Linked DNA regions of Homo sapiens: all the other regions are linked to region 1. The links are chromatin loops, found by intact Hi-C in ENCODE. Cell type or tissue: mammary epithelial cell. All regions are shown on one strand. Region 1 has its middle 47 kb from the start of RAD51AP2. Region 2 has its middle 110 kb from the start of CYRIA. Region 3 overlaps VSNL1 (visinin like 1). Region 4 holds the start of VSNL1 (visinin like 1). Region 5 overlaps VSNL1 (visinin like 1). Region 6 has its middle 15 kb from the start of MSGN1. Region 7 overlaps SMC6 (structural maintenance of chromosomes 6).

What was found. A loop is a pair of places that touch in the nucleus more often than their neighbours do. Peaks named below come from ENCODE experiments on the same cell type or tissue, not always from the same donor. Only the 100,000 strongest peaks of a DNase experiment are listed, where the experiment ranks them.
Region 2: it touches region 1 in a loop (16-fold over the local background); 3 of 110 quality-filtered maps call a loop at or near these places.
Region 3: a loop joins it to region 1, with 12 times the contacts of the local background. A loop is called at or near these places in 13 of 110 quality-filtered maps.
Region 4: it touches region 1 in a loop (5-fold over the local background); 6 of 110 quality-filtered maps call a loop at or near these places.
Region 5: it touches region 1 in a loop (10-fold over the local background); 4 of 110 quality-filtered maps call a loop at or near these places.
Region 6: it touches region 1 in a loop (12-fold over the local background); 6 of 110 quality-filtered maps call a loop at or near these places.
Region 7: it touches region 1 in a loop (15-fold over the local background); 29 of 110 quality-filtered maps call a loop at or near these places.

What each region holds. Positions count from the first base shown.
Region 1 is chr2:17,469,424-17,473,423 of GRCh38, reverse strand. No RefSeq gene overlaps it. Among named protein-coding and RNA genes, the nearest start is that of RAD51AP2, 47 kb to the left of the region's middle. In mammary epithelial cell, a CTCF peak has its summit at 2,426 (motif pointing left); DNase peaks (open chromatin) are centred at 2,103 and 2,373; H3K27ac peaks cover 788 bases.
Region 2 is chr2:16,771,616-16,775,615 of GRCh38, reverse strand. No RefSeq gene overlaps it. Among named protein-coding and RNA genes, the nearest start is that of CYRIA, 110 kb to the right of the region's middle. In mammary epithelial cell, a CTCF peak has its summit at 2,350 (motif pointing left); a DNase peak (open chromatin) is centred at 2,345.
Region 3 is chr2:17,571,249-17,575,248 of GRCh38, reverse strand. The region is part of intron 1 of VSNL1 (visinin like 1); the gene reads right to left. Among named protein-coding and RNA genes, the nearest start is that of VSNL1, 33 kb to the right of the region's middle. In mammary epithelial cell, a CTCF peak has its summit at 1,964; a DNase peak (open chromatin) is centred at 1,618; H3K27ac peaks cover 871 bases.
Region 4 is chr2:17,538,282-17,542,281 of GRCh38, reverse strand. It overlaps VSNL1 (visinin like 1), which reads right to left and starts at 1,586. Exons shown (of 4, transcript NM_003385.5): 1 at 1,364-1,586. RefSeq lists an enhancer at 3,162-3,281. In mammary epithelial cell, a CTCF peak has its summit at 1,757; DNase peaks (open chromatin) are centred at 1,741, 2,461 and 3,221; H3K4me3 peaks cover 4,000 bases; H3K27ac peaks cover 4,000 bases.
Region 5 is chr2:17,643,848-17,647,847 of GRCh38, reverse strand. The region is part of intron 2 of VSNL1 (visinin like 1); the gene reads right to left. It overlaps LOC124908054 (a long non-coding RNA gene), which reads left to right. Exons shown (of 2, transcript XR_007088658.1): 1 at 1-4,000. Among named protein-coding and RNA genes, the nearest start is that of VSNL1, 110 kb to the right of the region's middle. RefSeq lists an enhancer at 2,864-3,651. In mammary epithelial cell, a CTCF peak has its summit at 1,589 (motif pointing left); DNase peaks (open chromatin) are centred at 1,607 and 2,317; H3K27ac peaks cover 1,438 bases.
Region 6 is chr2:17,829,107-17,833,106 of GRCh38, reverse strand. No RefSeq gene overlaps it. Among named protein-coding and RNA genes, the nearest start is that of MSGN1, 15 kb to the right of the region's middle. RefSeq lists a silencer at 2,519-2,648 and an enhancer at 2,646-3,146. In mammary epithelial cell, a CTCF peak has its summit at 2,376 (motif pointing right); a DNase peak (open chromatin) is centred at 2,316; H3K4me3 peaks cover 230 bases.
Region 7 is chr2:17,669,404-17,673,403 of GRCh38, reverse strand. It overlaps SMC6 (structural maintenance of chromosomes 6), which reads left to right. Exons shown (of 28, transcript NM_001142286.2): 26 at 2,829-2,981. Among named protein-coding and RNA genes, the nearest start is that of SMC6, 82 kb to the left of the region's middle. In mammary epithelial cell, CTCF peaks have their summits at 354 and 2,169 (motif pointing right); a DNase peak (open chromatin) is centred at 343; H3K27ac peaks cover 249 bases.

The sequences.
Region 1 (4,000 bases):
TCACTTCTTGAATGCCTTTCCTATAATAATTTTAAAAAAACAATTTTCTTCCCCATTGAGCTTCTTGCTTGCTGCTCTTAGTGACACAAAATACCAAAGTATTTATTAAGTTGGGACAGTCAACATTTAGTTTTTTCTTCTTCAAAACCAATTATAATTTATCCTGGATTCTTTAAAGAAGGAGAATGGAAGCCAAAATAGAATCATGAAGAGCTAAGAGTAAAATTTTTCCAATTAGCACAACAGGTTGTCTATACAGACTGGCCCTAGCAATCCTCCCTACTTATCTTAGCATTATTGCTATCTGGTTTGGATTATAATTCCACTGGACAGGTTATTATAGCCTGAAAGCCACCTAGTATTTTGTCGATATTAAATAATCCTTAAGTAGGCATTAGCCCTTTGATTTTACTGTACATTACCATAAATAATGAATCTTTATCGTTACGTATTCACTTAGGTGAAATTACCATGAAGTCCCACTTAGTAATTCACTGTATCCTAGAATTCTAGGGTCACTAAAGAGTTGATTTTTTTGGACTCACTGAAAATATTTTGCATTAGTTTGTCTCAGGCAAGTTTAGTATCATACTGAAACCAATAACATAGTGAACTCTAACTGAAACAAACCCATCCTACAAGCAGAAGTGGTTTATTAAAGCATACTTGAGCAAAGTCTGACTATCTAAAGATTTCTTACTTGATAACACATGCAAAATAGAACCTTAATGATAATAGAAAACACTTATTTCATGCAAACTACATGCTAGCACATCAAGGAATAACTCATTTAATCTTCTCAATTTTACAAGTGAGAAAACTGACGCAGAGAGGTAAAACAACTTGTACAAGTTCCCATACTAGAAAGGAGCAAAATTGAGACTTAAACCCAGAAAGCCTATCTTCAGTCTATGTGCTTAATTACTATATAGAGCCTTTCTGGGTAGATAAGATTCTATATGTGGTACATAGTAGCTTCAGTATATACTTAAAGAATGAAAAGAAAACACCATACCAGATAAAACTAGGCTTACTGGTAGTACCCTATTACAATCTGGGGAGAGAAAGCTAGGGGAACAATGTCTTAAAAATTTGAGAGAAAAACATTTACTGTTCAGAAACTTTTAACAAGCCAAATTTTTAATCAAATTTGAGATTATAGTAAAAACAATTTCATTTTCTTTTTAATTATTTTTTTTCTTTTTTAAATTCAGAGTTCATTTTCAGCCAGGTCAGCATTACCCTGATACCAAAGCCAGACCAAGGACACTACAAGAAAATTACATGCCAATATCCCTGATGAACATAGATGCAAAAATTATCAACAACATACTAGCAAACTAAATTTAACAGCACATTAAAAGGATCATTCAATATGATCAAGCAGAATTTATCACATGGATACAAGAATGGTTCAACATATACAAATTTATAAATGCTGTATATGACATTAACCAAATGAAGCCCAAAAACCATATGATCATCTCAATCGATGCAGAAAAAGAATTTAACAAAATTTAACATCCTTTCATAATAAAAATTCTCAACAAAGTAGGTATAGAGGGAATGTACCACAATACAATGAAGGTCATATATAACAAATCCACAGATAACAACATACTCAATAGTGAAAAGTTGGTCAGGAGCAAGACAAGGGTGCCCACTGTCACTTCTTATATTCAGCAAAGTACTAGAAGTCCTAACCAGAGCAATTAGGCAAGCAAAAGAAAGAAAATGCATAACAATTGCTAAAGAAGCTGACCTGTTCAGACTTTTGTTTCCATTATGATTGTGTAGAAGCAAACTGGCTTCACTACTGCCATAAAAAAAAAAATAAATATACAGTGCTTAGGTTATTACCAGCAATATCCCAGAACTCAAATATGAGGATGAGTCATTTCCTGGGGCCACAGAAAACTTAAAATCTGTGAGCAGATGATCGGAGAATCAGATTTCCAAATCCACAATGCTCCTCTTCCCACTCTGCTTAACAGCAAGCATGGGGAAAATTTCCCGTAACTCTCAGTTTTTAAAACACTGGAAAAAGTGAGTCAAGGTGGACAACCAGCTTCTCCACCATCATTGGTTCACTGACAGGAGACTCATCTCTTCCTCAACTTACAGGAAGCATTGTGACTGCTAAATGAGAGAAATTACTCCTGCAGGCAGCTAGTGAGAAAGTAGGGAGGCAGGACTATCATACCCAGCCCTGAAAATTCTGCTGTGTAACTCAGCCAATGGAGAAGCCAAATTAAAGTGGCTGTTCAGCAGCACAATGCTGTAGGAGGTACGTTCCACAGGTCCCCTGGGCATGAGCCCAAGCCAGCTTTCCCACACTGCCATGATATCCCCCTTGAGACCTCCCCTATTCAGGATGGGCAGTATTCTGATTGTTAGAGCTGGGAAGAACCTGGGCTTATAGTGCCATCTAGTGCCAAAAATGAGGGCATGATCTAGCGAAAGAAAAAAAAAAAAAAAAGAAAGACATTCAACAGTTACATTACAAAGAATCTCTAAGCAAATATAACCAATTAAAACCAAAGCAAGCCGACAGAGAAGACGGGACTAAATACATAATCATTCAATGCAAAGAAATAGATATACATCCACAAGAACAAGGGCAAATGGGGAACCAATGAGAAGACAATATGTGAGCTCTCTGATCAAAAGTTCAAAATCCAGTTTTAAGGAAACTCAGTGATCTCCAATATAACACAGAAAAGCAAGTCAGAAATGTATCAAAGAAATCTAACAAAGAGATTGAAATAATTTAAAAAATCAAATGGAAATCTTGGCTCTGAGAAATACATTTGCTGAATTGAAAAATTTATTAGAGGCTCTTAACAGCAGAATGGATCAAGCAGAGGAAGGAATCAGAGAACTTGAAGACAGGCTACTTGAAATTATACAGTCAGGAGAGAAAAAGGATAAAAAACACAAAGATTTCCTACAAGATTTAGAAGATTACCTCAAAAGACCAAATCTGAGAATTACTGGTATTCAAGAAGGAGCTGAGCAAGGGCAAGAGCAAGGAGTAGAAAGCTTATTCAAATAAATAATAACAGAAAACTTTCCTCAACTTGAGAAAGATAAATATCCAGATAGTAAGGTCCAAGAACCTCAAATAAACTTGACCCAAATGAGATGACCAAAAGGCATGTAATAATCAAGCTCTCAAAGATCAAGGACAGAGAGGGGATCCTAAAAGCAGCAAGAGAAAAGAAGCAAATAACATATAAAGGAACTCCAAATTATTTGGAAACAGACTTCTCCATGGAAACCATATAGGCTAGGAGAAAGTTGGATGACATTTTTAAAGTACTGAAAGAAAATAACTTCCATCCAAGAATACCGTATCCAGCAAAGCTATTCTTCAAATATGAAAGAGAGATAAAATCTATCCCAGACAAACAAAAGCTAAGAGAATTTACCCCCACCAGATCCATCTTACAAGAAATGCTAAGGAGAAGTCTTTAATTTGAAAAAACCCTACTAATGTGCAAATTGTAAAGGAAGAAATATTGCTCCTGTTTTCAGACGACTTGATCTTATATATAGAAAATCCTAACAACTCCACCAAAAAACTATTAGGGCTTAAAACTAATTCAAAAAAGTTGCAGGATACAAAATCAACATACAAAAATCAGTAACATTTCTATGTACTGACAGTGAATTATCCAAAAAAGAAATCAAGAAAATAATCTCATTCATAATAGCTAAGCAACAACATTAACAACAGAAACAACAAAGGAATAAATTTAACCAAGGAGGTAAAAGATTTGTACACTGAAAACTATAAAACATTGAAAAAAAATTGAAGAAGACTCAAATAAATGGGAAGATAGCCCATGCCCATAGATTGGAAGAACTGATGTTGTTAAAATGTTCATACTACCCAAAGCAATCTACAGATTCAATGTAATCCATATAAAAATTCCAATGACATTATTTTACAGAAATAGAAAATATGTATGGAACTATGGCAGATCCTGACTAGACA
Region 2 (4,000 bases), 700 kb after region 1:
GAACAGCTGCATTTTCTTGAGTTCGGTTATTTTGTTGCTCGGTTGAGACTCCTGAAAATTGCCGCAACAGAATGACTTTCTAATGGCGCACCCTTGTCACAATAGCTGCAGCAGTAGACGAATGTCACAAGCCAAACAAATTCCACAACTGATGAACACAAAAATTGCCTGCTATCAGACAGGCTGTGCAGTCCTGGAAGGAGAGGCACCTGTGGCAGCTCTGTGGCAAGCCCCGTTCCACTGCTCTTTGTTCCATGAAGCAAGGCTCAGGTTCTAAAATTAAACCCTTCTCCAGTACCCCAAACTGCCATGTGCATTTGAGGGTTTTTCTTCTGATCTCATTACCATAGTTACACCTCGAAGAGTAAAAAATATATGGCTGCAGCTTTTGTGAAATCAGGCCCACTTTCCCTTGATTCTGGCCCCGCTGTTGCAAAGCAGCTGACGGCTGCTCCCCAGAGGAGCATACAGAGATAGCATGTGGAAGACTGCAGACTGGGGAAGGCCTGCCTGCGCCCAGGATGCACATCAGCTTCCTAGCTCAGAGATCTAACTCTGACTGGCAATGAGCCCTCTGATATGACAGTCAGCCACTGGCATGGTCTGACACAGGAGTTATTTGGTAGCATGCGATGGTGGGTCTGCAGCCACGCATGAAGACGTATCTGTCAGTCAGACCCAGAATGCAAGCCTTGCCCTAGGGTCCAACAAGGACACAGACACAAAGAACAAATGCCTGAAGGCAATAGGAAAGACTGGGGCTTGGGAGGCTCTAAAGGAGCACTCCTCCTCCCCTTCCAACTCAATCTCTGAATCACTAAGATACAGAAATAAGAATCAAGCAGATAGAAACCTTTTTATTGATAAGGTGGTTTGAAGAGTTTGACCTAAGTCTACGGAAATGTGGGCTCCTGAATACATCACTAGACAGACTGATGCCATCAGTGTAACACTGGAGACCGCAGGCCCCTTCCTGGCTCCACAGAGACTCTTACCAAGAGGCTCCCAGAATCTGTGCTCCCTGCAGGCAGGAAATCCCAGAGAAAGGGTGGAGTTGAGCATGCCTTGCTTTCTTCCAAACTCACCATTAAAAAGAACTTGCTCTTCCAAAGGAGTTTATTAAGAGGTCAACAGTTTTACTTTAGCCCAGGGGTCTGCAAACTTTTTCTGTAAAGGATCAGATAGTAAATATTTTAAGTTTTGTGGGCCACATATCATGTGTTGCATAGTCTTTCTTCTTTTCCCCCACAGCCCTTTAAAAATAGTTTGAAAACAACCACACACACACACAAAAAAACATTCTTAGCTCATGAGTCATGAGCCAGACCTTGGGCCATTCACTTCTCTCACCTCTTCCTATTCAAATTGGGGTCCCTGAACCCACAGCATCCGCATCACATGACAGGTGATTAGAAATTCAGAGTCCCAGGTTCCATTCCCAACCCACTGAAGCAGACTCTGCATTCAGCTTGATCCCAAGTAAAAATCACTAATCTGGAAAATTTCACGTGAGGAGTTGGGAACCAGTGTTTTTTTCTAATAGCAAAAGCAAAAATAAGACAACAAAAAATTCCATGGAAACTTGTAGGTACTGAATGAAGTTCCCCCTTGGCAAGTTATCCATATTTTTGTCTCAACACATATTCCAAGCTGCCTGAAAATAGACTTTCTCTGTGTGGCTGTCTCTCTCCCTCTCACCAGATACAGAACTCCTGGAGGATATGGAACCTGAACTTGCCTTCCTCTGAGTTCTTAGTTTCTTGGACTTCTGTGCACAGGGGAAAGAGCAGCACAGGGACTTTCTGTGTTTGCTTTACTGGGAAAGAAACCCCTCCATGTCATTTGCTATTAATCTTTTGAGGCCTTAGTTACCTTCTCTGTAAAATGAAGCTCTAAATCTCTTTCTTCCAGGAGGTTGAGAGGATCAGACTCTGCACATAAAGGGCTTCTCCCAGTGCCTGGCTGGTAACCAGTACTTAGCAAGCAACAGCCATTACAAGGGCAATAGGTCTTGCTTGCACAAGGATCCCTGAGAAGGTCTGTGGCATTACACTGGGAAGAGCACTCTAACAAAAGGGGCTGCAGAGCCACTGGGGCACAGGGAGTCCCCCCCAATATACACTCAGTCCTGGCACGGGCAGCTGACATCCGCAAAACAATGATCTCAAGTCCTTCTCCAGAGGTAGGAATTTTGGGGGTACAATTATTCAATTACCAGCATGGCTAAGTCACACAATGGTACCAGAGCCATCTATCATTCCTCATATGACAAAAGTAGCAAGACGAAAAAGCACCAAGACTGAGAGGCTCAGCCCTGTGCCTGCTACGGCGTGTCTTGTTGGGAATGAGCACCATCTCCTGGACACAGTTAGAAACACGTCGAAGATTATCAGAGAATCATTTCCCAGACACCTGAGCCAATGTTCATTAAATGACTCAATGACTCTCTCCAAGAGGAAAAAAAAAAAGAAGAAAAGAAACTGACCATCTAACTAAATATGTGTGATTTATCGCTAAGTTGCATGCATTATAACTTCAGTATATTATTCACTGAATGTAAAATATAGCTATTAATTCAATCAATTCTTCAATAAATATTATGTAGTGAATTGATTGAGTTCCTGGCATGTGCCATGCATTATGTAAGGGGGGTTGAGGGTAACTGGGGCAGGTTGAGAAGATAATGTTTAAATATGACCTGAGGAGGTGACAGAGTCAGGCACGTGGGTGTTTACAGTTCAGGCCCCCGGTTACAGGACACAGCCAGCGCAAAGGCTCTGAGCAGGGTGTGCCTGCCATGTTTGTGGAGCAGAGGAGACCTCTGTGGCTGCAGTGGAGTAAGCCACCCCTGAGGGAAGAGAGGAAGTCAGAGAGGACACAGAGGGACAGATCGCATTGGGCCTTAAGGACTTTGACTTTAACTGGGTGAAATAAAGTCATCAGAAGACTTTGAGAAAGGTGTGGCTTAACCCTACTGATGTTTTAAATGTATCCTTTGTGCCTGTGAGAGAAGATGAATACTGTGGGGCAGGGGGCAAGGGCAGAAGCAGAGCCCAGTCAGGAGCTACTGCCTTTATCCAGGTGAGAAATGGGAGGGGCTCAGAGCAAGGGGATGCTTGTGCCATTGCTGATGCCACACCCATTTCATTTTTTTTTTTTACATAGTGGATGAGATAAAAAATATAATTACAAGTTCTAATGTTTGTTTGCACCCTAATGGATCATGAGAGCAGGCTGCACTGGAGATCAAACATCCAGGCATTGGGAAGTATTGCCTTCGATCAAATATTAAACACCTGCGTATCAAATAGTGAGCGCCTGTGTCAATAACCTCTCATACCTTATCATAGGGAAGGCTCCATTTTGGAAATTTCAGCTTTAGAATGGACCCCAAAGACCTGCACTTTACAAGATGCGTAGGCAACTTGAGGACATACATGGGAAAAAAATGTTCAAAGCACAAGAGTACAAGGGAGCTTTCTCTAAGGTCATCCAATTCCCCTGTCCCCAGAGGTGATCAGCTGCAGAGAGCAGAAAGGGGCCCACAGAGCTGCAGGCACACTTTTGCATCTATAGCAGCGCTCATTCTTCCTGCAACACCTGTGATACTGGCAGGTATATGAAGGCAGGTGGGGGAAGCCCATTCTTGACAACTTGTAACACTGATGCAATGATACTATTAATGATCTCACATCCTGTATCTGCATAAGTGGTCCCCAAACCTGGCTGTCCATCAGAATCCCCTGTGGATTCTGGAGGATCTGTGCTATTTAAAATACAGACTTCCTGACCCATCCCTGACAGCTTTGCAGCAGAATCTCCATCAGGCATAGCAGATACTCTGCACTTACTGATTAGACAAAGATTCAAGGTGATTTTGATTCAAGTAGTGCATTTAGAGGCCACGTGGTTGCCTATCATTTTTTCTTTTCTTTTTAATTCTTCTTTATTCCCTTCTTGTCTTCCTTCCCTCCTCCTCTCCTTCCTTCCTTCTTCCCAT
Region 3 (4,000 bases), 100 kb before region 1:
CTCTGCTTCCCTCCCGGGTTGGGAGGTGACCAGCAACCAGCCTGCATTTCTACCTTCCCAGTACCTGCAATCCAGAAGGAAGAGGTTCAGCTCTTGGCCATCTCCTACAAAAAGTTTAATAGGCTGGGCATGGTGGCTCATGCCTGTAATCCCAGCACTTTGGGAGGCAGGGCAGGTGGATTGCTTGAGTCCAGAAGCTTGAGACCAGCCTGGGTAACATGGTGAAACCCTGTCTCTACAAAAAATACATAGAAAAGAAGAGAAAAGAAAAGAGAGGAAGGAAGGAAAGAAGGGTAAGAAAGCAAGAAGGAAAGATTAGCTGGGCATGGTGGTGTGTGCCTGTAGTTCCAGCTACTTGGGAGGCTGAGGAAGGAGGATTGCTTGAGCCCAGGAGGTGGAGGCTGCAGTGAGCCGTGATCACAGCACTACACTCCAGGCTGGGGGACAGAGTGAGACCCTATCTCAAAAAACAAAGTTTGATAGCTTAGTTTTCATGAAATAACGAAGTCTTCCATAAGTGGCAAGGCTCTTTTCCACATCCAACCCAAAGATTACAGCATGGAAAATGAATGGGCAGAAGAGAAACAAACAAAGGAAAATCCCTGAGTATTCAGCTGGAGCCAGTGACTGGCAAGGATCCCAGGGTGTATGGACACCTTTATTAAACTACTTGTAAAATTCTATGGACTGTATTTGATTGCTTTTTTGAAAGGACTAACTTGAATACGCTCAAAGAATTTTCAGCTGGAATATTAGCTAAAATCTGAATAAGAAAGATGAAGGCAAGAGTTAAATTGGTGACTCATCTGAGAAAGCACAGTTTAAAATATTAGGGGGCAGACACTTCTGAAACCATGGTGCAGAAAGGAGCTTAGCTTTTGTGAAAGAACACAGTGGGTCAGGAAGGAGTGTTTCATGTGATGATAGGGCTAAAAGTGCTGTATTTTGGCCCATATATAATCATTCTCAGGGGTAGAGAAAAAGTTATCTGTTAACTGAACTCTGCTGACTTTTTGATAGAAATATAAAGATCAGGGTGGGGGGGGATCAAAGAAAGACATAGGATAGGATTTACCCAGAACCTACGGGTCAGTTATGACTTGCAGGAGAATAGAATGGGTGTCAGGACAAGCTTCGAAACTTGAAGTCAATGGAAATTACCAGATGCATGAGAAGTACAAAGAAAATGTGAAGTCAAATCCCAGTAAATGGCTTCCTTGCTGCTAAAGTTAGGTTGCTTGTACAAAACGCATGTTTGGCTTTTGAGAACTGCATTCAACCACAAAGCAACTGCTGCCAAGCAGAATCCTAGAATCACTGAACTGAGAGGGAACCAAAATATCCTAGCTTAGATAAACTCTTTCCTTTTCCAGATGAGAAACAGGTCTAGGGAAGACACAAGCTTTCTCTAAGTGTGTAGAAAATATCTGTGGCAGATCTTGTTCCAAAGCCTCATCTCCTGATTCCAAATCCAATATTCTCTTCAGTTGCCACTTTTACCCAAAGTCAATCAACAAAAACACCAAGTAGGTGTCAGAAGAAATGAGCTTACTCATCTTGCAGAGAAGCATAAGGCAATGGAGGATACAATGGGCAGGACCTCATCTCTGTCTCAGTAATTCAGCAAAGCGTCATGAGTTTGAAATCCACAGTCTGAAATTTATGAGTCAGCCTATGTTGCTCCATTTCTTCCCCTAGTTCTAATTAATCAGAAATTCTAATTTCTAACCATGAATTCCTCTTCTGTTCTCCATTTCATTTATTCCACCTCACTTCAGAAACTTTTTTTTTTTTTGCAAAAACTAAGTAGTCTTCCTGTTTGTAGCCTGTACCCTTCAAATTTAGTCTTGACATTGCCTCCATAGTAATTTTACTAGAATAAATATCTGACCATTTCAGGCATTCAATGCCTTACTGATGCCTGAAGAGAAAGTCCCAGTTCTTTTGTAAGACCCATAGGGGTCACCATGATCTTGTTTATGCCTTTCTCTTCAGTTTCATCTCTTACTTCTCCCACTTCATGCTCCCAGACTTAAAACATGAGTAAATTTGCATTTTCCAAAATGTGTCAATAGTTTATCAGGCCTCTGTCAGCATAGTACGCACTTGTCGAATGGCCAAATGAATGAACAAATGAGTCAAAAGAGATTTAATAAAGAAATTTCTTAAAGATATTGGTTACTTTGCTAATTAATCCTCTCTAGTCATAATCTCCTCTGAGGATGAGTACTATGTCTGTCCTGTAGGCTTTTATATGTCCAGTATTTAACAGTTGAATAGATGAATGAATGGATGATGAATGAATAAAACATTGCAGCAGAGATTCATGTGGCTATTATGGAAGGACAGAGAAGACAATCAAACACATTTGTGGGAATTGAGAGAAGCTTCACATGAGAAGCAACCTTTGCAGTGGATGAATAGGGACTGCCAGGCAGGAATGATAGATACAAAGAGATGTGAAAGAGCATGTTATGTTCAGAGATTAAGTAGTAAGAGAATACCACTGGAAAGCCTGAGGTGGGCAGGATAACCTGAGGGAAAGGGTGAGACAGAGTTAGATTTAAATCCCAGCCTTAATTCTCACTACCTGTATGACTCCAATCAAGCTATAGAACCTCTCTTACATGAAGATTAAACATGGAGTAATAGAAATGAATAATGGTTATTGTATGGCATGAAACAAGAGGCTGTCTCCCTTTGCCTCCTTCTTCTTTTTCTTCCTCCTCTTCTTTTTTAGTGTTAATTACTTGTTTTGGCATAAGTATCCTGGGCTGCTCCAGTCACAGTGTAAGACTAGAGACCCCTAGTCTTACACAGATCTAAACCCCAAAACCTCTGCCCTGGATGTTCTCTGTGGAAAACCGGGTCTTATTTACATATCTGTATCTCATTTATCCTACTGCATGCGCCAGACAAATGTAAAATAAAAACAAGTGCCTCCAACTCAGATGAAAATAGGAAGGACCAATGGAAGAAGAAGAAATCCACTTGCTATCTAGTTTCTAAAGTTTTTATTCATCTGCTATCTATATCCAAATAATTTGGCTCCTCCATATCTCTCCACAGAAAGATTGTATAATTTATTGTCCAAAAAGCATACTTTGAGAGTGAAAGGAGGTGCTATTATTTACACCAGGACAACAGGCATTGTTCAGGACTACCTTAAGAAAATCAGGGTGCACGTTCTTTCTACCTCTCCAGCTTTATCTCTTATTACCCTCTCTGTTATTTACTGTGCTTCAGTCATACTCACTTTGTGGTCTTCTCTAACATATTGAGTTCCTTCTCATATTACAGCCTTTATGTGAACTTTTCTCTCTCTCCTTAGAATTCTCTTTTCCTAAGATTCTTTATGGCTGGCTTCTTGCCAGTCAGATCACTGCTCAAATGTGACCTGTCAGGTCTTTCTGGCCTATTTCAACTAGTCTCTCCCATGACACACTCCTAGTGACTATATAATTACCTTGCTTTATATTCTTTGTAGCTCTTAAAATGATCTGAACTTATCTAGTGTATTTGTTAATTTACATGAGTATTTATTGACTGTCTACTTTCACTAGAATGTAAGCTCCAAGAGGGCAGGAACCTGGTCTGTCTTGTTAGCACTCTTTGTACCTAGAATTGTCCCTGGTGCTGAGTAGGTGCTTAATAAATATTTGTTCTATGAATATCTTAATTTTTGATCATTTTTAAAAATAGGCTATCTTGATAGTGATGACTTTTGGTATTAATATATAAATGTGTTCATTTCATATATTAATACAAAGAGGTTGTCTCTGTCAACTTGGTTGAAAGAAACGTCAACTTTAAATTCCTATAGCTACCTTGCCTGCTCATGAGCTCAGTAGGGTTATGCATCACTAGGTAGGGTTCTTAATTATTAGCAACCTCAAGGAAGAACTGAAAAAACAACCTTAAATCAGATTAAAGGCTACAATGTTGTTTAAAAAATTATTATTAGTTGTGTTAGGTTCCGGCTAGATAGCATCCTAGTACC
Region 4 (4,000 bases), 69 kb before region 1:
TAATGAGAGTGCATTCAAAAGTAAGTTGTTCAATGATGTAGGATCACCCCCTACTCCCCCCCACCACACACACACAAACACACGTAGGCAGTTTAAATGATAGTGGGGGTAAAATGTGTTTTCACAAGAGTTTCATTTTAAATTTGTCTCAACCTGAAATTCCTTTAGAAATTAAAATAAATATTAATATGTAGAAATAAAACTCCCCAGCTTTTCTTGCCTTCAACTGGAAAGTGATACACAAATAGTATGTACTTAGTGTTCTCCACAACCACCAACAATTCTATTTTATTTTAGTTTCCAAAATACGGACAGGAGGGCAACTCTAGAAAAATGGATTCCCACTCTGGCATCTCACAGGGCACTGATCAGGCAATGCGGAGCACTCATCATTTCCACCATGCAGGGAGCATCAGCCTCTCCTCGCTCCTTCCACGTACACATTCTTGTACCCCTGAGGGTATTCATCATTCTGATTTCCACCCGGGGTTTGACCTTGCAAAGACCCTTCTTCCAGTTTCTGGGCAAGGAACAACCCATTTTAACTCAAAACACAAAACGACCTTTTATCCTTTAAAGAAATACTACCAAATGTAACACACCTTGATTTACATTTTTTAACCCCAGATTCCGGATGGCGAACACGGAATGCAAAGGCAGGTAACTAGTTTGGGTCTGACAGTCCCCATTCAGCGACCGAGCCTGTGACTCCGTTCAAAATCGACAGTGCAGTAGAGCATCTTTCCCTTTTCTGCCCATTCACCATTGTGACAAAAATCAAAGACGAAAAAAATTATCTACTCATTTCTGAATACTGAGAGAAATGTGCTCATTTTGCGCCTGACTCCGTGGATCTTAAACACTAACATCCCGCTCAGAGATCAACCATGATTTCCATACCAATCTCATCCACTCAGTTTTACTTAGCAAACACCTTTGCTGCCCTTCCACAGTGAGAAAAATGGTGCACCAATCCCACGGATGACAGGTTGCTACTCGACTGTACCCGCTCAATAGTTTTATCAGCAACCGGAAAACTTCACAATCGGTCAATTAGCTACTTAAATCTGTCTAAGACAAACTAAGAAAGCATCTCAGTTTCACCTGTCTTAAATCTAGTCTAAGACAATCCCCCAAACACGCCGCATATAAACACTCCCCCTTCCCCCACCCCCAATATTCCAAAAGATCCCCCATGGACTAAGAGCACATTCAGATCGCCAGCATTAAGCAAGGAAATTGTCCCCATGCATTTAGACGCATCTATGCAAAGCAAAGTATGTGACAATAGCCAAAGCATTTCTCTGACAGTTGGTTGCACTACACATGCAGAAATGCAACGAAGATTGTATTTTCCACTTACAGTTACAGCGCTGCGCACGGTCACTTAACGAAAATGATAAAACTCAACAGTTCTTTTTAAAAATATATATTTAATTCGGGTAAACGCTTAAGCCGTCTCTGTGTGTGGTTCTCTCTCGCTCTCTTTTTCTCTGGAGCTCTGGGCTGCTTAAATCCCTCTTGGATCGCGCCTTGCAAGCCCAGCCGCTGCCGCAACACGCTCGGGTAAATCTCTGCTGCAGATTGGGAATCCCATAGAAAACCTAGGGTCCCTGGAGCTGGATGCGCAGGCGCGCGAGCCTCCGCCTCTCCAGGCACCCCCTCCCCTTTCCTCTCTTCCCTCCCCCCAGCTCCGCAGCCCCAGCTAGGAGAACTCGGGAGCCTGTGACCAAAAGCCGCCTGGCGATGGCGCATGCTCAGTCGGAGGGGCTCGGAGTTTCCGCGGGTGGATTCCACGTCTCCAGATTTTAGCAAAAGCTCAAAAGGAAAGTATATAGGAAAAGGGAGTCCGGCTACCGGAGCAACCCGCACCTGGACGGGCGCGAGGGACTGCGGGTTACCCGGACTCGCCACGCCCAGTGGTTACCGAACCTGGGGGCTGAAGGCCGAGGCCAGAGATGGAACACGTGGAGCCGCTTTTCCCGCTGCTTTCTGTCCTAGCCGACCCCCGGCCCACCCTTTGTTAGGCTGTAAGGTGAAGGAGAAAACTGCAGAAATCTCCGAAAGAAGACTTCCCAGCAAGCTGTGAGCACGTCTACCTGGCTTACTGAAGGAACGGTTATGGTGGTCATTTTGTCATGGGCCATTTCATCAGAGGGTCTTCTGCTAGGAGTACTGGGAGCCGGGTCCTGCAGCACCCAGTGCCCCGGACAGTCTCGGTCCAGAACGGCGTTGAAAAAATGTGTGTTAAAGGGAGCTGGGATCCGAGGCTTCTTGCCCTGTGTACCCTGAGCCAAGCGCCTTCTGTATGCACTTAAGTGTTTTTAACATATGCTTTGCGTCTGGGGTGGGAGGGGGTGGGTGAAAGGGCGGGAATGAACCATTTTGCGAACCCACGTTTAAGGGCTCTGATTAGGCCATCTTATAAAGCCCCCTTTGTGTCCTTGAACAACTAACAGGTTTGCCAGCCCTCCCCCCGGCTCCCCATTGGCCTGCCAAAGCCTAGAAGGCTTGGCAAGGAGTAGTGCCCAATAAATGTTTGGTCGGTCGCTTCCCTACCAGAAAAGCAAGGAGAATTCCCAGATGTTCCCAACCAGACCAGTTTTCCTCAAGTGTGTATGTTGTACATGAACTCATTCAACAATTATTCATGGAAGCATTTGCAAAACTATTAGACATTCCTTTATGCTTTGGGAATAAGTGCGGTTAACAAAACCCCCTCCTGGGCTTTACATTCAGGTGGGAGTTTTATTTTCAAGGGAGGGAAGTTCTGGGGGCGAGATGAAGATCGAGGTTCTCCTTAAGCAGAGCGCTGTACAATTTGCACAGCGTCTTCACACACCTTATCATGTTCAGGAAAACTGTAGAGTTGACCTACCCTTCGGTGCTGGGGACACCAAGAGCGTCTCCCGTGGCAAATGAGCTCTAAATTGACAAATCTCCAGCTGCTCCTGGTTCCAAGTCGAGGAGTCCAGCTTTGAACAAACTTGAGACTACTTAAGTGGGCACCAGGAGAAACTCCGCCAGACAAGTCTGTGGCTGTCGACATGCTAAGTGAGGGCCTCAGGCAGTGATGCCTAAGCCTCATTCGCTGCCAACCTAGCCAGCCCAGAACCCAGGAACTGGCTTCCCGGGCAGGACGCCTCGGGAAGGTTGCGCAAAGGGGGAGCGCGCTCTCGGGACTCCCGGGACACCGCCCGCGGCTGTCCCCTCTCGGCAGGGCTCTTCCGCCAGTGCTGGTGACCGCGGAAACCCGGAGCGCGGAGTCGCGCGGACCACGGCGCGCGGCCCCGGCGGGCTGCGGCAGCCGAGCACGTTTAGAATCTGGCGGGCGCCAGCCCTTCGCTCTGGAGCCGCAGTGCGCACTGCGCTGCGGGGCTCCCGGGCGCGCCGGGCTGCTCCTGTTTCCTGGGACTGGCAGGGGGAGTCAGTCCTGAATAAGTCACTTTTTCTTTTTAGCTAGAAAAACGACTTTCAAAAGGCTTTCAAAATCTCGTCTTTGGTCGATTTCCCCTACTACAGCATTTTACGCTGAGTTCTAGTTTCTCTCTCGAGAACAGCCTCCGCACTGTAATCTGCATCAACCCAAAGGGTCATGATGCCATTTCTCCACTTCAACGAGATATACCTATTTATTGCACCCTGGAGGTCTCTTTCGTGGCGGTGTTCGATTTTAGATAACTTACTTGCAACTTGTGTTTAGGAAAAAATGTACACTGATACTTTAAACCATGCTCTGTTGTAGGGTACGATTGATATCGACGCGTGCGCTTTTGTAAAGTAGCTTTGTCTACGTGGGCGGGCAGATTTTTTAAAGTTCCATTTGCACTGCAGCGCTGTTTGCGTCCTAAATGCGATATTGTAATGTTTAATATCCAGCTATTATGTAGCTTTATCTTTTTCAGCTTCTAATATTTTGTTGCTGTTTAATTTTTTTGGCATGCCTTTTAGTCGAGTTGTATATACGAAGTCACAGTAAGAAAGCCAATTCTAAGACTCC
Region 5 (4,000 bases), 170 kb before region 1:
ATGGACTCAGAGAGCAATACCTCGAGGTCTCTGTGTTCCGAGACTGCACAGTTAATGGGGGGACTTTACTCAAAATTGACTTGGTCATGTTACTTGATAAGAACTAGAACAGAGGAGAGGGCAAAGTATTACTAAAGCTCAGTAAATGAGCTGTTAGTTTCAAGGAGGGAGTTGTAGAGGGAAGGACTTTCCTTCTTCTTTGAACAGCTCAGCATGACCCCAGCCCCTCACCCCCCAATGCTACTTAGGTGCTTGGTACCTGAGGACAGGCTGCCAGGCGCTGAGTTTTGAACTAAACAATGTTGAATCTGAAAACTTCTAAATAGGCAAGTTTGCTCCTCCTGTGCCTTATGCATGAGTGGTCCTGGTCCCTTTCTAGAGGGTACTTTGGCTGATGTGTTCATCTGCCTTGTGATTAGGGGCCTGGGTGGGGCTGGCACCTGTGAACTGACTTGGAGTGGAGCAGAGCGAGCCCCTGGACAGGTTCCCAAGTCCCCTTAGTGCTGTTTACCCGCCAGCATTTCTATGTGCAGTTGGCATGAGACCAGTGGGCACGAAACCTCCATTCGTGTAGGTTTCTGGCACTGTAATGCTTTAACTATCTTATGTCTCACAGCCTACTTTTAGGTTAAGGGATAGTTGACAGTTTTATCTAAAAATAACTGGGCACCTTGGGTCAGTATATTAAAAATTAATTTAGGTCTAAAAAACCTTGAGAGAAAAATCAATTGTAAATTTTGAGCTATAAAAGTTACATGTGTCTTGCAGAAGGTCTATATACTGACTTTTACAACCAACATGTTTACTTTAGAACTGAGTGTGTGCTCAAGAGCCTTCAAATTTCTGGAGGGGTTGTTTCCTTTAGGAAATTTATCCTATCATGTTCTGAGTGCTTTGAGTTTTTCTAACTAGGGACATGCTCCTTATTTTGACAAAATAATTCAACTCTAGATGGATCATCACAGAGAAATGAAGCTGCATTCCCTTCAATTTCTTAGGAAGAATTCAGGGTCTTGAACTCAGATTTACTTCTCCTGGAGGACAACAGGGCCTGAAAAGCACAGTATTTTTCTTTTTTTGCGTACTCTTGTTCAATTTCTTTTTAACTCAATGTATTTTGTTTCAATTCTTGTATTAAATTTTGACATGGAAGTAATATTCGATGGCAGTAATAATCTATAAATAATATGACAGATACAAAGAACTTTGAGGTTGAAAAATTAAAAATGTATATACACACTCATATGTATATGTATATGTGTGTGTGTATGTGTATTAGTGTTCTCTCACTTAATTTTCATAACAAAATCTGACATTGTACTTTCCATTTTGTGGATGAGGAAGTGGAAGCCTAGAAAGGTCAAAGGCATTTGCCTAAGATTCCTGGCTGTCTGCAGCAGAGGCTGGATTTGAATGCAAATCTGTCTGACCGTTTCTGCCACACCTTGAGATTTATCTTAATCAAGTGTTAGCCGAGGAAATAAACTTAACTCCACATTTGATGAAGCAACCAAATGTGTTGCATTATGTAATTCTTAGCATCCATTGCCTCTGAAGCTTGAAATTCTCTGCTCTGAGTATTTTCGCCACCTTCTGGCAGCACATATGTACTGCAAGGAAATTACTGAGATTCTAACTGAGTTATTTTCTGACTCATTCTTTAACTCAACATTGAGAGCAGCTGCTATGTGTCAAGGACAGTGTTAGGTGCTGGCAATAAAATAGAAGAAAGACATAGAGCATTAAGGAGTGGGGGAAAATAGGCATTAATCAAACCACCATATAAAGAAGTATAAAATTTTACTGTGATAAATTACAAGTGTATGGAGCTGCAAACAAAAGTAATGGACATGATATTGTCAGTTTGAAGCTTTAAAATATTCGCATGTGGTCCTTTCCCCCCATCCTAATATACAGGCTGCTGACAATTCATTGTTCTTCATCATAGCCTAGAGTTTCAGAGTCTGAGACTTCTTGGGATTACACAGACCTTGACTGCTCCCGGTTGTACTCCATACCCTGTCCCTGAACCGAACAACCTGCAGAAGAAAACCCCAGGAAACACTTGAGGTCTTTTCTTTCCCCAGGCAGACAACAGGAGTCTTTGCATGGTTTAACCAGCTTCCTCCTGGCCAGGGCAGGAGCTTTTTCTACAGACAGTGGGCCCCACTCTGCATTTCTTTCTTTTCAGTAATCTATCTAGTTGTGAATATCAAAATGTTTGTTTCCTCTAAGAGGTGGTGCATGAGAACCAGACACATTAGCCTCTGGGCCTCCAGGGCCCCACCCAGCGTGGGCACAGAAAGGCTGAGTGATGATCTACAAACACTGTGCCTCTCTCCAGTGACACATTTCCTCTGCACCCCTATCCCAGCCCTCCCCAGCACCATTGCTGCCTGGATAGCTTATCCTTCCAGAGAAAATATTGCAGCATTTCCCACATGAATCTCTCCCCTCCAAAGATCCCTGGTTCACTGCCTCAATGTGATGGAGGAGGCAGCTCCCCAAGAAGTTCTCCAGCCCAACCTTTGGGTGGGGGTGGGGTGGGCACAAGCAAGGCCTTGGCCAGGACTCACCCCTGCCCATGCAACAGCTGATGTGCTGTGTCAGGAGGGGTGGCAGCAAGGCTACTTCGGAGGATGCCTCTCTCCAGGGCTCTGCCCAAGGCCCAGCTCCTGGCTAACACTGGGCAGCCCTCAGACCTCAGAATAGATTTCTGCCCATTAGTCTGCTGGAAATAGAGCTCTTGATAGGAAATAGGGCTTCAAAAAACCAGAAGAGTATTCTTGGACTGCTCCGCTGCTCACAGTCTTGGAGAGGTCTGCCATCCAATCCCGCAGAAGACATAGTTGCTTTTAAAACACCCTCACTTGGGTCAGTTTTGTTTCTTTTGTTCTCAAATTTCAAAGGCCTATTTTGCCTGGCCTATGAATATACAAATACAATCACCCTGAAATACAGTTGCTCAACCTCCAAGGTTATCTCCCCTTACCCTGCTGGAATTAGCTAGTGGCTTCTAGCCTGTTCTGGATGACCTGGTCTTGTACCTACCTCTTCAGGCCCTGCTACTGAGACAGTAGTTATTGTTTCATGAGTGTGTCTCGTGGAACAAGGCTCTAAGCAGGTCCTTCTCACAGGCCACCCCAGCTGATTCTTTCAGCAAGGGTAGGACTTGCAGGAGGGTCATTTTTCTGGGGTAAGTAACTGGCATGAGGTCACATCACTAAGGGGTGCAGGAGGATCAAACTCAGTGCCATCTGAGTCAAAGCCTTGGCTCTTCCCAGCACCAACTGCAGTCTCCTTCTCCTCCCACACCAGCCCTGCAGACAGACCCTCGGCCTGTCTCTTCCGGGGTCTTGACCTTCCTTGGCTACACTGTATCTCAGAGGCTCCCTAAGGGGCCCCTCGTGCACTGTCAGGCTGCTCTTTGCTTTAGGCCTACTGGGCTTGTCTACCTTCTGTGGGAACCACCAAGGACAGGAGCTGTTCAGATGAGCTCACCTCTAACTCCTTGTCCTGGGGGCTGAGGCCTTCACGTGGGGTGGTCGGGCCTTTCCAGCAGACCTCCTGCCGATGGGCAGAAGGTTAGTGTTGGGGTCTCATGTGCCCTTAGATGCTGACCATATGCCTTTGAGAGGTCATTTGATATTTGGTTTTGGCTTTCAGCTCTTCACATCCATGAGGCCTCCCCCAGGAATAGGACCCCATTGTAGTGGTACATTCATTGCTTCCTAACTTTCCCTACACTGAGGCCCTTCCATCCATCGTCACCACAGCTCCAGGGGAAATTTGCACACCCATGTTTGGTCAAGTTTCCTTCCCACACCCGACAATAGCATCTAATTGTTCTCAGAAGAAGGAACGAGACTGTTTCCAGGCCTCAGAGACCTTTCTGTGTCTGGTCCCCACCTCTGTGTCCAGCTTCTGGTCCCCCGGCTCCCTTGTCCCGGGGCCGCTTTCACTCCCTGGGGCCTTGCTGGCTCTCCCTCCCCTGCCACAG
Region 6 (4,000 bases), 360 kb before region 1:
GCAAGAAATTTAGGGATCTGAAAATGAATATTAAACTGTTTTTATAGAAAATTTTAAAATAGCAAATCCTGAAGCTAAGGTCCATAAAACTGAAGCAGTGTTTCCAAAGGTAGACTCTTTTTGTTAAACAGGCACCAGAACTTTAGCCAAAGACTAGGGTAGTTTGAGAAGAATTTCCCTGGAATGATAGGAATATTTCTTCCTCTGTTTATCTGCAGAAAAAAGTACTGGCTTACACCACTTAAGAGAACAAATTTCTTCCACAGCCATATCTTGGCCTCTTCAAATACAAGCTGAGCAACGTTTTACCCAGAAGACAGTGACAGTACTGTTAATTTAGTAATCTGAAAAAAAATTTAAATACTCATTTTAATTTTAGTTGTTATGATTTTAAAGCAAGAGTCATAATTATTTTCTGTCCTACTTCGGAGATAGTATCCACAGTCCTCTGTCTTCTGCGGCTGTTGACATCTGTCATTCCTTTGTAGAGTGTTATTCTTCCTGGTTATTAAGATCATCCTTTTTCCTTGATTTTATACCTTCTCTAGAATGTGTCTTCACTGTTTAACAGCTCTGAAAATTCATTTTCATCTGTTCTGAATGTTCTCCCCCATTATATTTGAATATTGCACCTTCTTTATTTTCTCAAGTCTCTCTTTATGGAAATCCATTAGATATGTTAAACATTTTTATTCTCCCTGCCTCTTAACCTCTCTTTCCTATTTCTTATCCTAAATCCCTTTGTGTTGAATTCTGGGTAAATTTCTCATATCTGTCATCCAGTTTCTCTCTCTTCAGTTGTAACCAACCTGAGGTTTAACCCATTTGTTGCCTTTTTAAAAGTGTCCATGACTATATTTTTCACAATTAATAGTTCTAATAGGTTTTTCAGATTTGTTCTATCACGTATTTCTTCTTAGTCTTCATTTTTTTAAACTAACTTTATGCTATGGAATAGGTTGTTCAGTTATTGAAATCTGAAGAGTTGTAATCCTATCTTCTAATTCTGTTGGTTGTGTTTGCTCTTTCTTGTTCATAGTGTGTGTGTTAATTTGTATTATTCTCTCCTCTTAAGACACTTGGAAGACCCGGATTGAAGCTTGTCTCTTTGTCAAGTTTATATCTGCTTCTGCCAAGCACCTAAGGGATATTAATTTTAATGGCCATTTCTACGCTTGGGTTTCCCCAGGCCATGCAGGTAGTATACATTCATACTCTAAACCTATACATGGTGCAGACTCATTGATACACTGCTTCCATAAGGTTCCAAATACACTATTTAGTTCTGCTATAACTAAGAATTCACAGTGCAAAAATTACTGAATAATATTGTAAATGCTGTTTATCAGTTTTCAGTTTTTAGACTTGACTGATAAATGTACAGAAAAAAGTGAATTGTAATTAGATTTATAATTTTTTCCAATGTAAAAATTAGGAATACTTAGGAGAAAGAAATTGACATTTATCCTTTTCAAACATTCTTTCTTTCATATATATCACTTTAAATCGTAAGGTAATCTCTGAAAGGAACCACAGTAGTTGTCTAGGCAAGGAGGAAAGCTAACTTCACTTTGCATTTTCAGTTCTTTCATATTCTTTGAACTTTATTTTTTGCTGTGTAGGTAATTGAAACATGTTTATAATAATTCTGTGATCTCTAGATTGGACTAAAGGCAACAGCTTCTTTAAGTGAGCTTGAGTCTTTGTCTCCAGGATGGACCCTTTATAGGACCGCAGTCTGTGACATCTTGACACACTCCTACCTGCCATAGTGGAAGGAAGAAGTTCATGTACTGCAAACTCTCCTCAGCTAAGCTTCCGACCTTTTTGAGGGGGGAAAAAAATTACCAGAAATCCTTAACTTGAGGGGAAGGAAACAGCATTGACTCCATCAGTCACTGCGGGGAGTTTAATTATCATCTAATCATCACATCTGGCCTGTGACACAAGCTTTTGTACCCCGATTTTGCAGATAAGGACACTTATCTGGCGTTTACGAACCATGTGATTTTGCTAAGTAACTACACAGATGAGCCCTTTTCACCAAAGCACCCGAGTTTCTCACTGTCCCTTTATGAAATTAGAGTCATCAAGCTGTTCCTCTCGCCTTGGTACCAGATCTGTTCAAAGCCGGGCTCAGAGGAAGGCACCTGTCCTTCCCTCCCAGCCCTCAGCAGAGTCCAGGAGCACCAGACTCCGAGGCTCAGCCTGGGCATCCTCGGCGTAACCCATCCGCTCTGCTCTTCCTTATCCACAGCCCAGTACTAGGTCTGCAGAGCGCCGCGTGCTGGCCTGGAAATAAAGTGCTCTGAAGGGATTCCTGGAGTTTTCCAAGCACTGGGGGCCTCCCTGCGAGCGCGATCGTTTGCAGTTAGCACGGAATCCTGGAGGGGGCGCCCGAGGCCTCCCACGAGCCAAGCGCGGACTGCGGGAGCGCCCGCACCACCCCGCGCACTTGAACACCCGAGGGTTGCGGGATCTGCAGCCAGTGACTGAACGCCTGGTGGCTGGGGAAACTTACAGGCAACTCCTCACAGAATATATAGCCTCTGTTCTCAAATAGGATGAGCAGGGGCTTCAAAAAGTTGGGGAACTAGCGTCTGCTTCGGGTACCTGTGTCCTCTGCAGGTGGGAGCAGAGACCTCGCGCTGCCCAATTGCTAAGGGTCCTCGAGTTTGTTAGACCAGCCCCCGCCTCAGAAGTGGAAGCTCAATTATTCCTTCCCAGTAATTAAAATGCACAACCAACAAACAAAAACAAGGCCCTAGTGTTTCTCTGGCACCTTTTGCCTCTTTTAACTAGAGCCCTTTATGACCCAGCCTCTGGCCCTCTGGCCCCCAGGGGCGCACTTTGGCGCCTCCAGCCTCATTAAAGGGTGAAAAGTGGGCTCCAGGAGGCCTCAGACGCTCACCTGCTAGGAGAGGGCTTGGCAGGGGAGCACCGGAGTAGGAAGGACTCAAAGGGCCTCTTTTGCAGTGGCTAAACTCCACAGAGGTAACTAGAGCATATTATTGGATATAAAATTGCTTTTATATCCATATTTGAACCTCTGGGATCTTTGAAAAGTTATTCCCCTATATGAGAAAACCAATCAAAATGCAGAGGCATCTGCACTGCCATACGTCCATTAGCCGTGAATGGGGAAATGAGTCTGTCTCTTCCCTCCCACTGGTGGAGTATATAATCTTTAAGTGTTAATCACAGATAGTACCTGTGCTCAAAAGCCTCCCAAGGAATCATTCCTCGTATGTACATCCTCCTTCTGTACCTTCTATGTTCGGGGTCTTTACCTGAATGAGGGCAGTGCCTCTGAGGGGTCTCGGAGAAGCTCTGAAACCAAATAGCCCTTTACTAGGCAGGAGCCCTGGGAAATTCACCTCACTTCTCTGTGCATCGTTGTTCCATCTGTAAAATGGAGATGGTGATGTCTACCTCGCAGCCTTGCTGGAGGTGTTAGGCTGTGCCGGTTATGCACTGAAGTGAACCTTCCAGAACAGAATGCTCGGGGGCTGATCAGAATCTGGAAATGCTGTCTTTTGCACTGGCTCTTCAAGAGCTTTTGAAGCAGGACCCAGCTTGCTTTCTCACGGCTTCTCCTGCCCTTTCACCCTACTCTATAGTTCCATTAGGAATTCCCTACCTTCTCTCTTCCCACCCTTCTAGCCTCAGTTTCTTTTGTAACCCCTAAATCCCTCCTTCTGCACTTCCAATCCCTGAGAACATTCCTCCATTCCCAAACTTTGGAGTGAACTCACTGTTGAAACCATACTCCTCTCTAATCAATTATAGAACTGAATCCTTCCATGCCTGTAGTATAAACCTCCAGAGGGCAGGGACCCTATATCTCTCTCAGGAACCAAGCACAGGCTAAGAAACATGCTATCAGTTTGTGAATTCCCATTCAGTGAATAAATTTGTCCTTCTCACAGAAGGAGCCGAACACAAAGATATTTGCTAAATTCATCCCCTTAGCTTCATGTTCCAGCCCTTGAGAATCTGT
Region 7 (4,000 bases), 200 kb before region 1:
CAAAAGAAAAGATTGATAATTTGGACTTTATTAAAATTAAGAACTTCATCAAAAAGTAACATTAAGTGATAAAAGAAGCTACAGACTAGGAAAAGATATTTGTGATGCATACATGCAACAAAAGACTTACCTAGAATTAAAAAATAGTAAGAAAGAGACTGACATCACATTTAAAATAGTCAAAAGGCTTAAATAGAAACCACTTTAAAGTATCTAAATGGTGAGTAAACACATGAAAAAGCGCTGTTAGTCATCAGAGAAATATTATTTATACCACAGTAAGTTACTGTCACACCGTTATGATGATGATGAAAATGAACAAGACTGGCAATATTTTGTGCTGGTGAGGATGTGGAATTGCAACTCTCATATATTGCTTGTGGGAGTGTAACTTGGTCAAACTAATTTGGAAACCTCTCTGTCGATGTCTGTTAAAGCAGCTCCATTCTTGGGCATAAACCCAAGAAAAAATTAGTGCTTATTTTCTCAAACAGATATATTTGAAAATGTTCAAAGAAGTTTTATTTATCATAGCCCAAAACTGAGAAACCCAGTGTCTACCTAGAGTCAAATGGATAAATTCGGGTATATTCAAACAGCGACATACTGTTCCGTAATGAAAATAACAAACTGCTGTTGCACACAACATAGATGATCTGACAATGGCGAGTGAGAGAAGCCAGTTACAAGGATGTACATAGTGTATATAAATCTGAAGTATATGTACAAAAGAGTATGTGTAACCTCTACATATGAAGTTCAGAAACTGTTAAGAGTGATTTTGGGTGATTAAAATCAGAATAATAGTTACCTTTTCAGGGATGGTAATATACAAATAGTTTGCTTAGATGCTGGGGATATTCTTGTGTCTTGATCTCAGTAGTGGTTACCCAGGTGTGTGTATGTATTCATGTAAAAATTGAGTTGTACACTTTTGTGTTCTTTATAAAAACTATTACTGTAATAAAAAAATGGAGAAAAAAAAGTATTAGAAGTGCTTGAATAATTTATCTCCACAGCTAACTATACAAAACAACTCAAGCTAGACTTTCTGATGTTGTCATCTCTGTTTTTCAAAAGAATACCAGAAGAATCTTTAATTTATGTGGCCTTCATTTTACTAATAAGGAAAGTGACACTGAAGTTCCATGATATGTTAGTAATAGATGAGAGGGTAAAAGCTAGATCCCCCAGATTTACTTGGGGCTTCATTTATTAAATTGGTGCAAAATACAGTGTGGGGGCAAGATTGCATCTTGGTATTTAGTTCTTGCTTTTTTATATGGGAATTTTTATTTGCTTGATTGTTGGTTTGGTTTGTTTAGACTTATGATAGGTGTAAAATTTTAGAGTATGTTTAGAATTGGAATATTTACCTTAGAATATTAATAATGTTAATATTAAAAAATAAATGAATGCTCACTTGAGAGCAGTATCACTTTTCAAACAGTGAATTGAAAAGTATTGGAAGCTATATGTCTGCTATTGATATGAAACTAGTTGTTGCTCTTTTTTCACCTTGTATGCATATATGTATATCTGGAATTTTGTCAAAAAAATAGAACCCTTCCTAATGTTATTGTATATTCTCAGGAAATTGTGTGAATGATTTGCTGTTAATTTTATTAGTTGCTTTCTTATTGTTTCCATGGACCTTTATTTAGTAAATAATTTTTTAAAGATTTTATTTAGCTTTTAAAAGAAATTTAAAATTATTTAAATTTTAAAAGATTTTATTTAGAATTCAAAATAAATACAATACAAAAGAAATTTTTTTTTTTTTTTTTTTTTTTTTGAGACGGGGTCTCGCTCTGTCGACCAGGCTGGAGTGCAATGGCATGATCTTGGCTCACTGCAACCTCTGTCTCCCAGGCTCAAGCAATCCTCCCACCTCAGCCTCCCAAGTAGTTGGGACCACAGGAGTATGCCACCATGGCCAGCTAGTTTTTGTATTTTTGTGTGTGTGTGTGTGGAGATGAGGTTTCCCCATGTTGCCCAGGCTGGTCTCGAACTTCTAGGGTTCCTTTAAAGGATTCCTAAAGCAATCCTTTAAATCTTTTAAAAGATATATTTCAATGCATTTCTTTGGCCAGTGTAAGCTTTTTAAAGTTGATTTCTGTCCTTTTGACGTTCAGTAATCACTTTTAATGCAGCTTAACCACTAGGTGTCACTATAATTCAAGTAACAAAAAATCTCAGCACTTTTAAATGTTTGAAGCTTAAGTTTCAGGGTTAGGTGTGGTGGCTTACACCTGTAATCCCAGCACTTTGGGAAGCTGAGATGGGAGGATTGCTTGAACCGAGGAGTTCAAGACCAGCCTGGGCAACATGGAGAAACCTCAACTCCACCCAGAAAAAAAAAAAAAACACAAAAATTAGCTGGCCGTGGTGGCATACTCCTGTGGTCCCAACTACTTGGGAGGCTGAGGTGGGAGGATTGCTTGAGCCTGGGAGACAGAGGTTGCAGTGAGCCAAGATCACACCATTGCACTCCAGCCTGGTTCAACAGAGCGAGACCCTGTTTCAGAAAAAAAATTGTTTTATTAACATTTTTTAAATTAGCCTTTGGAATTTTGGTCTGTTAGATTCAGTTATGGTGAAAAAGGTTTTCAGTTTTATTCTCTTGCAGTAGAGCAAGAAGTACCATTATACGTATAACTGTTTTACTGTAAAATTTTTTGAAAGGAATGGGTATTTCCAAATCACTAAGTCATTTTATTCCCATCTCCTTTTTACTGTAAATCTATTATTTATCTGTCTTGTAAAGAATTTAATCTGGCCTTTCATTTACTTAGTTTTTTGTTCCTTGTCAACTCATTCTCTTCAAGGTTCAGCCTGGAGAAGGAAATAAAGCTGCTTTCAATGACATGAGAGCCTTGTCTGGAGGTGAACGTTCTTTCTCCACAGTGTGTTTTATTCTTTCCCTGTGGTCCATCGCAGAATCTCCTTTCAGATGCCTGGATGAATTTGATGTCTACATGGTATTGTTAAATTTTAAATTCTCTTTTTCATTTTTTTGTTTGTTTGAAACATGTATTTCTAAAGGAAGGAAATCTTTCTTTAGTTTTACCCCTAACAGGAAAGATCCTGCCCTGACTCTTTAGTCTGTGACCAGTAGTGGGGAAGAACTAAAGAACTAGAGTTCTCTCCCTTGCTTCTAGGCACACAGTAACCCTAGAGACCCTGGAGGGGTCCTCCTCTTCTCGCCCAGCATGGATATCCGTGCCTTCCATCATATCTGCGTTTTCTCCCTCACCCTCTCTCCCAGCTTATTTTCATCAACCCATAAATATGTTCAGACTTTTTGTTTTAATACAAAATTATAACCTGTTCACCACCCTGGCTTTGACTCACCCTAGCCACTGTTTACTGTTCCTTCATACCCACACATTTCAGAACAATGTACAGAACATAAGCGAGCAAGAACTTTTGAATTTCCAGTTAAAAAGCATAGGATTTGAGACCTACCTCTGACAGGCAAAATATCTCTACTTATTGGGTCTCAATTTCTTCATCTACAAAACAATATTATTACCAATTCCTACCTCTCATGGTTAGAGTGAGGCTCAAATGGTGTCTTTCATACATTATACTTACTGTGGTTCAGGCATATAGTAAGTTCTCATAAATTAGCAATTATTTTCTTCTTCATATCTCATTGTTTGCTCAATCTACTGTAATCTGGATGTAGATGACACTACTCTAGCAAAACTTGTTTAGCAAAGGTTATAAATGAGCTTTAATCTTACCTTATTTTTTGAAGTATTTGACACCACAGACCTATCCTCCATCCCTTAAAATGTCTTCTTACCAGCTGCCACCCTCTCTTTCCTGGTTTTCCTGTTTTTCTATTATTTGTTCTTAATCTGCCAAGCTGCCTCCCCTAATTCTGTTGCCCTTAAACGTTTGAGATCTTTGTTTGCTTGTTATAGTGTTGTTGATTTTCCTGAATTCCATATCCTACTTCCCCCTACAAATATACACATATCACAGTCCCCAA